Linked DNA regions of Homo sapiens: region 2 is linked to region 1. The links are chromatin contacts, found by Hi-C or POLR2A ChIA-PET in ENCODE. All regions are on one chromosome and are shown on one strand. The core of a region is the stretch at or near the end of the contact, and the rest is flanking DNA. Distances in the headings are between cores, read along the strand shown. Region 1 overlaps EHF (ETS homologous factor). Region 2 overlaps LOC102723568 (a long non-coding RNA gene).

The links. Hi-C counts contacts between places; a loop is a spot of excess contacts on that map. ChIA-PET counts read pairs that join two places held with the same protein, here RNA polymerase II (POLR2A). Pooled maps may share reads with other maps.
Region 2: POLR2A ChIA-PET joins it to region 1 with 15 read pairs in MCF 10A. The contact joins two enhancer-like sites. A Hi-C loop is called at or near these places in 2 of 168 maps with a recorded cell type or tissue (aorta and psoas muscle) and 4 of 50 pooled maps. POLR2A ChIA-PET finds 5 or more read pairs at or near these places in 1 of 52 experiments (MCF 10A).

What each region holds. Positions count from the first base shown.
Region 1 is chr11:34,653,284-34,657,253 of GRCh38, forward strand. EHF (ETS homologous factor) reads left to right here. Exons shown (of 9, transcript NM_012153.6): 7 at 3,625-3,687. Among named protein-coding and RNA genes, the nearest start is that of EHF, 34 kb to the left of the region's middle. Within about 2 kb of position 1,713, at least 21 of the 41 ENCODE cell types and tissues checked have a DNase peak (open chromatin) inside an H3K27ac peak, as active enhancers do.
Region 2 is chr11:34,853,615-34,857,837 of GRCh38, forward strand. The region is part of intron 6 of LOC102723568 (a long non-coding RNA gene); the gene reads left to right. LOC105376624 (a long non-coding RNA gene) reads right to left here. Exons shown (of 2, transcript XR_931185.2): 2 at 1,807-3,028. Among named protein-coding and RNA genes, the nearest start is that of APIP, 61 kb to the right of the region's middle. Within about 2 kb of position 2,022, at least 5 of the 41 ENCODE cell types and tissues checked have a DNase peak (open chromatin) inside an H3K27ac peak, as active enhancers do.

The DNA of each region.
Region 1 (3,970 bases), core at 463-2,962:
TTGAGGCACCCGGGAAACAAAAACATCATAGTTACAGCTCTGCTGCCCTGACAGCTGGGCCATCCTCTTTTCTACATCTTGACTTACACCTTCTAGAATCTCAAAATCAATAGGGGCCTTAGAGGCCAGTTTCTGCTTTTGCATTTGCAGTAGCAAGGAACTCGCTCTCTCCTGAGTCCACCGATTGTATTTTTCAATAGTCCTTCTTAAGATGGGCTCAGGAATCTTCTCTCCTTACCCTTCTGATCCTTGTTTGCTGCAGCTCCCCATTTCTATCCTGTGATTGTAACCCAGGCTGGAAAATGAGATCAATCACCCAGGCCCTAAAGAATCAATGCAGTCTCTGGGGTTGGTGTATTCATTGGGGTAATAGCCCTTCAGTAGGATAGTTAATTACAGCCTTATATGGGTCAGTTTCTTTCAGAATAGTTTATAGTCTCTACTGCATGGAAGCAGAACCCCGGAAAAACCTTGGTCATTTGCCTGAGTCTTTATTTTTCGAGCTCCCATGTAATTGAATGCAGTGAAATATCTTTCTATGTTTTAATGCTAGTTACCAGCTGAGCTAAGGCGAGGCCCAGCGTAAACTGATGCCCTCTGTGATAAACGCAGGTGGGGAAATAGGCTTTGTTTTGATTTCTCTGTCATCTGCCCATTTCATAAAATGCCCGCTGCCGGTGTCCTGTTCTGCTCGACAGTCCTCCAGCCTGTCATGCCAGCTCGGGCTTGATGTGTTTATCCACTGACTTGTTGAGCCTAAAGCTAGGGTGGCACGGTCTATTAGAACACTGAAATTTGTATATCCCGTAAAGAAATGGCTCACAGCTGAATCATATGCAAATGCTTCTAATCTTTGCTTCTTGCGAAGCAGCTTAGCTGAAGTCACGCTCTCTCACTTGCATCACAAACCTGTGGCTTGTTGCTGCCCCTGCCTGGACTGGATAGGACCTTGGCCTGGAGTGCCTGGGAGCCAAGCAAGAGAAAGCCAGGCTGGACAACTTCTCCAGGGCAAGCCATTATTTTATAAGAATGAATCACTTAACCACATGGCTAACTTCAAAGGTCTTGACTTTTATCCTAGGGCAGAAGAAGGACACATATTAAAGAGAGGTTAAAGATCAAAAGATATCAGTGGTAAAGCAGGCCAGTGATTCCACGGCTTACCCCTGCACACTGCAACAGGCAGAGAGGTCTGGAAGAAATTAGGTTCTTCTTTTGCCTTTGACTGCTTATTCCCCTTTATGATGATGGAAAGATTTTTATTTGGGGATTAAAAAAAGAACGTTCCTAGCTGGGTGGAGCCTAGCTTGGGTAAACGGCTGACAACTCAAAGAATATTTCCTCATGGTTTATCTAGTGTAGAGGTTTTAGAGTCCATGGACTGCTGCATGGGCCACAGCCCCCTGAAATTGTTGACAAAATTTCATGTGTACATATATGTGCATTTTTTTCTGAGGAGAGGGTCCAAGGTTTTCGTCTTATTCACAAAGGCACCTGAACTCTGAAGTAACTGATTCTAGATCAACTAGGAACCCACAAACAATAATTGAGGCCAATATACTGAGAGACTCTTGTATTTTTCTGAATTCAACTCCTGGCTCTGAAATAATGGCCCTGCATCCCTCCTGGATGTCATTTGAAAATGAGCTTTGCTTGTGGCCTGCTGGGTAAATGCCACTCTTTGTCTGCAGTACAACGTGGCCCTGTCAGAGTGATGTATCACTTGGAAACCGGGGTGGATGCCAGACCTGTCGCAATATTGTCACATCCTGATGGGATGTTGCAACCTCACCCTGCAACCTACAGGGAGGGAGAGTGAAGTCTCCTTGCATTTCCTGTGAATTTGTCCTCTCGGATTTCAGAGAAACCCAAGTCAGGTGCAGGCCCTGCTAGTGACAATGCCAGGAGAGAAATTCTTAACCAGGATGAGAGGTTTCTTGTTTACTGAGGTCTTATTAAATCCCTCTCTCCATCCTGCCATGACGTTTCGAGAAATTGCTGGGAACACTGAGTCTTGATTAGCTGGGTGATAAGATGGTTGAAAGGGCCCATGAACGTTGGGAAATATAGAATTGTCAGATTGAAATTATCTTTTCTACTAACAAGAGCATTACAGAAGTGAACCTGATTCTTGGCAAGAAAGGCTTGTGTGAAATCTGTTATGTGCAAAGGGAGATTATGTGCCGGCCACCATTTCTGGAAATGACATAGAATCATGGTTATGAGTAAAGCTTCTGGATTCAAACTGTTTGTGTTCATATCCTGGCTCCACATTCCAGCTGTGTGACTCTAGTCAAGTCATTTGACCCCTCTGTTTCTCAGATCCTCCACAGCTGAAAACTGTGGATCATATTAGTACCTGTGTCATAGAGTTATTGTGTGAATTAAATAAAGTGATTCATTTAAAGTGCTTAGTACAGTGCCTGGTACATAGTAAGTGCTCAATAAACAGTAGCTTTTTTTTCTTAACCAATTTAATTAGGAGCTAATGGCTGGCAGTTCATAGCTTTTTTGAATAATAGGCTTCTCCTGATAATTGAATGGATGCTGTGAACCCTCTCCCTTCATATATGGTTTCAGTCAGTCCAGGGGCCCTTGAAGGCCACACTGGGTCAGTGGACCCTAGTTTAGGAAGGGCACATGAAAGAGATCAGTTTTACTGGCCCAATTTCTTAAAATAATTGGCTTGTATTTAGGGACTACTTTGTATTAAAATTGGCTGATTTTTGAGTGTGAGAGTCTTTGTAAGATCTACTTTGGTCCTCCCAATACACACACACACACACACACACACATATACACACACACACTCACACTCACACACACACGGCTAGATCATTTAGTTTTCTTTCTGAGAAGAATTTTTATTTCCCAGGTCCGCCTCCATCATCTCCTCTTTGGTAATAGTCGCAGAGGTTGCCATAATGAGTCATTTGTTAAACTAATCTGTGTTTCCATAGTCCACTGTGGCCCTCTGTATTGAGCTTGGGCCACTCAATGGCGCCTTTGTCAGGCTGATTAAAATGTAACTTTGCATGCCAAAAAAGGGCACTCCTCTGGCTTAAAAGTCATCTTCCTTTGTTATAAATGTTTACATTTTTCTATTATGCTAAAAAAAAAAAACCACAAATTTTTCAATGATCTAAATCTTTCAATGGCTTCCATCTTTCTCAGAGTCATGTCCTTAAAAGTCCCATAAGGGATTAATGATCAGAACCTCAGCTCCTCCCTCTCTGCCTCTTACAGCATGCATATACCAAACACACATCAACCTCAGGGCCTTTGCACTTCTATGTTACACATGGAAGGCTGTTGCACAAGCTCTCTGCATGACCTTTTCCCTCATATCCTTTAGGTCGTGGAATCAGAGAGGTCTCCTATGACCACCTTGTATCAAATTGCAAATTATTCCCAAGTCCATACATCTATCTCCATTTCTTAACCTGCATCATTTTTCTCCATAGCATTTATCATCTCTGTTTTGTTTGGTTCACTAGCACATACTCAAAGGTGCCAGGCATGCAGTAGGTGCTCAGTAAATATTGTTTAAATGAGTGGATGCATGAATAAAAAAGAGAATTATAGGAAATAGGTCAATTAAACGCCTCTCATTTTTCTCCTTAGCAGAGTCACCTGATATGAAAAAGGAGCAAGACCCCCCTGCCAAGTGCCACACCAAAAAGCACAGTAAGTTGGCTGGCTTTCAGATGGCCTTTGGTCCTTCCCATCACATCGGGCACATCTGGAGGCCACTAGTTTTTTGGCAAATATCGCCTCTGTCTGCTGCCTTCATGTCTTCATCCCAAACAGGGTGGAGTGAGAAAATAGAGGCATCACTTGCTAGCAAAGTAAGCCCCCTCTGCAGCTGTTTCTCAAAGTGGAGCCCCACTGGACATTTCCTCCCTGTTCTGTCATATGTGCTCTAAAACTGAGACACCCAGTGCCTAAGAACTGCTTGCAGGCATGGGGT
Region 2 (4,223 bases), core at 772-3,271, 200 kb after region 1:
CTCCCAAAGTGCTGAATTATTTTTCATTCAGATCTTTGCTCATATGCCACCTTGTCAAAGAGGGCTTTCCTAACTATCTTACTATCTTTTCTCAAATACTTTCCCTGCCATCCCTCTCCATCCCTAATCAGATTTATGCTTTATAGACTGTATCACCGCCCAACATTTTATTCTATTGTATTCCTGCTTATTGTCTATCTCCCTAACTGAAACTTAAGCTCCATGAAGACAGATATTTTGTATGTTTTGTTCTATGTTGTATCCCTAACACCTAGAATAGTACTTGGAACATTACAGATCCTCAATAAGGTATTTATACAAGGAAGTAATCAATGAATGATCTTGTAGAATTCTAACCACAATCCTATGAGCTAAGTCTGTTACTGTCTTCATTTGGTAATCAAGGAGACCAGGCTACAAAGAGATTATGTCACTTGCTCAAGGAGATAGTATGAAGGAGTAGAGCCTGTATTGAGATCCAGGTCTGACTTCACAGCTTCAGCCACGAGGCCATACAGCCTTTAATGAATACATCTTTGCTTCTCAGAGGTGGTATCTGTGCTCCCCCCAGGAAGGGGGCTCATTAAAGTGTAGATTATTGGGGTTTACCTGATATAGTGAAACAGAATGGGTGGAGGGAGAGTAAATGGTAAGGAAAGGGATGAGGTGAAAAGAAAAGAATCATCTGTCGCAGATATCAATTCCCAAATGGATGAGTCTGGCTCCTTGACTCCTGTCTAAACCCTCCCAGAGAGAAAGAGATGCAGAAGCAGCTGTTTTCACAGCAGACCCCATGAGATCTGGAATGCTTTGATGCCCAGGTAGGAAGATAAATGTCAGTTTGGCTCCTTTTGAGTTACTGGCTCTGAGACTACCAAGAGACACAGCTCTGGCTGATACCAGAATTATTATGAAGGACATAGAGGGACTCTCAGGTATCAGACTTCAACACAGAGGCTGGAGTGCAAAACAACAGGGCTGTGTGCAAATGCCTATAAAACATCACCTGGGACTCCCAGAAAGCCTTGGAAAGTGGGCAGAATTTGCCAGAATCTGAGTTTCCATGTTTAAGTGTGGGCAAGTGCTAGCTACTGACATTAGAATTATTATTGTGATTGTGATTTCATTAATAGCCACAAATATTATTTTTCCTCTTTCAAGGTCTCTGTTTTCTTTGTGTGGTTGGATCTGGGGCGGTTCTGCTCCCTTGGGCCAAGCTGGTCTACTGGGCTATCCCCCTCATGTGAGCCAGAAGGGCAAGGCCAAGGTGCCATATTAATCTTTTCTTCTCAGGGACTATCTATATTTCTCTGGTGGTTTTAAACAGAAAACACACACACAGATACACACACACGCCTTGAATTACACAGGAAGATTTAGAATCAACTCAGAAGTCCCACCTCCTGGTGTTCTCTCTCTTTGGACATGGATGAACTGCAGAGAGAGAAAGGAACCTTTTGTCCTTCCATTGGTCCAGGCCCAAGCATCTTGCTGTGCCTAAATTCCACAGTGTCACAGGATTTGAGTGAAGTTGCCCTTCATTTCTAGTAGCCAAGCTTTCTTGAGAGGCCGCTTCTGCGTATTGAGCTGTTAACCCGCCACTCCTTTATTTACATATCAGTTAGATGAAGTTCACCCACTCAGATTGTGAAACACCTTTCATTGTTTTTGGCGAGTCACTCTTCAGGTGCAGTTAAGAAGTCTTCATTCTGGGGGGTTCAAAAGTGTTTCATACCAATGTCAACCCCATTGTTATGGCCCTAAGTAAAAACTGTGACCTGAGAGATGAGAAAAAGTCCCAATAGGTGAGGTAAGTAATTAAACAAGTGACTGCATTTTATTGTGTAAATTACACTACATTTACTGTAAAGCTAAACTGCCAATAGCCCTTATAAAGTCTCAAAGGCAATGACTTAACCATGAATAGTGAGTTCCAAAGATGCAGAACAGAACACGTTTGTCCTTTAAGTGCTATTGGGAAAGACAAACTAAATTTGAAAAAGGCAGCTTTCCCAGTCTCCAGTCACTGAAGATTTGGCTTGGCTTCAGAGGTGGAATTCTGGTTTCCCCCAAAACCTCCCCAGTACTAAGTTATGCAAATCTTAGGTGTAGCAAGAGTTGGGCATGAAATCAATTGCAGTTGTGGACTGTTGGTAGGTTACGTGTGACTTGGTAGAATGTTCTTTCTCTTCTTCTGGGCCATTTTGCTCCTTATTTCCCTGGATAAGATAGGCATGTGATAATCACTCTCAGACCTATGTGTTTACAGAACTCCAGGGAGCACCATAACGATAGGATACAATTCAATGTTGCCCCCTAGAGTTGGACAATACACCAACCCTGATGCCTTTATAATGGGGCCATTCATTTGTCTGCCAAAAACAATGTCCATAGCCGGTTGGATATTCCATTCTAGCATGCTTTTCCTACCATGTGGTTCAGGTTAAGTGATTCTTTTAGCCTCAATTTTTTGTTTACCTTTACCTGTTCTTGATTCAGATTGGGAGCTTTCATCCAGTACCAAGGGTTATGATATGCAACATATGTCACAATGAAGACTGGTGGGGAGTGAAAGAAAGACTATTTTCTAAGCTTTTCTGAAGAGGCTGGAACATTTGATCTGAAAAAGGTGTGAGAACTGGCTTTGTGATAGAAAATAGTGTTTTGGATCCTAGATCTTGTATCTTGCATTGAGATGAAATAAGTGCATGGTGTTCCTGGCAGGTGATGGGAAAAGGCAATCTGTGCCCCCATATTCTCCAAGCTAAATAGGTTGGTTTCTTCTTTCAGCAGGCCTTTACTTACAAGAACAGCTGGTTTCTTTTGGAAGCATGCATCCAACTAATCCTCCACACAGATACTTGGCTTCAACAGGGAAAATAAGTTTGCCATATTCAGCATTAAACGTGATTGCACTTGCCTCCAGGCCTTTAAAGAAGCAGGGTTGCTTTATCCATTAGTTTCTATAGGCATAGTGCCTAGGCTGAGGCCCAAGAACATTTCAAGAGATGGTTAAAATACTTGAGATCTGGAGGAGAAAAATAAAGAAGAAATATTTTGATTCCATTGAACAATGTGATACCAAAATTTTTAAATGTGTAGTGACATAGCTGCAAATTATGACATAGGCTAATTTCATCAATTATTAAATTAAGTATTCATAAACATCTCATTATAGGTGCAAGCATTTGTGGATTAGTTTTTCTCACTTGAATCGTCTTACAGGTACCCAATGATTGCTAAGAAATCATAACCAATTTTGAATCAAAGGAATTACTAATACAAAAATAATTTGAAAACCAAATTAGAAAAAAACTACATTTTTTTGCCCCCAAATTATATTGGATGTGTGTACATCTGAATATGTTTCATAAGATATGGGAGGAGCTGCCTAGGACTTAGGGACCCTCAAGTGCTCTGGGTAAGGGTCATTTCCCTTCCCTGGGATACTCTCTGTAATTGTCTATACAGTTCATGTTCTTTCTCTGCTTTAAACTTTTAAAGGAAATTCCCTTTTCTTTATTCTAATCCACTGGGCTCCTTGACTATTTCTTTAGCAACCAAATGTAGAGAGACTTCACATTTACTTGTGTTATGGACAACTTACATTCGTATATTTTTATTTTGAGGCCTTTCTTGAATCTATTATATGTATTTATGCTATATTTCAACTAAAGTGAGATACTTGGATGGAAAATCATTTATTTATTTATTCATTCATTCAATGAAACTACCATGTGTTGGGTGCTTAGAATATGAAGTTGAGTAAAGCAAAATACTTGGCCTGTTCTTTCAAGACATTCACAATCTCGAAAAGAAGGTAGGCAGGAAAGAAGATAAGTTGCTGCACAATTGCCTCCTGGCTGTTGACTATCTGTTGCTCAGACTGCTTCTGGGCTCAACAAGTTTTTATTTATTTAATAAGCAGTTTCTGTGTGTCAGCACTATTCTCAATGCAGATGCTGTTTAACACTCTTATGAATTTATTTCTCGAGGCAGTCCTATGAGGCATTACCATTATCCCCATTTTGCAGATGAGGACAATTGAGACACAGAGAAGTTGAGTAATTTGCTTAGGGTCCTTTACACAACAAATAAGTAGCAGAGGCGAAATTTGAACCCAACCAGCCTGGCCCCAGAGCCCATACTGCTGGTTTGTAGGTTATGAACTAAACCATATGATCAGTACTAGTGGGGTTCAGAAAATGTTTCATAACTAATTA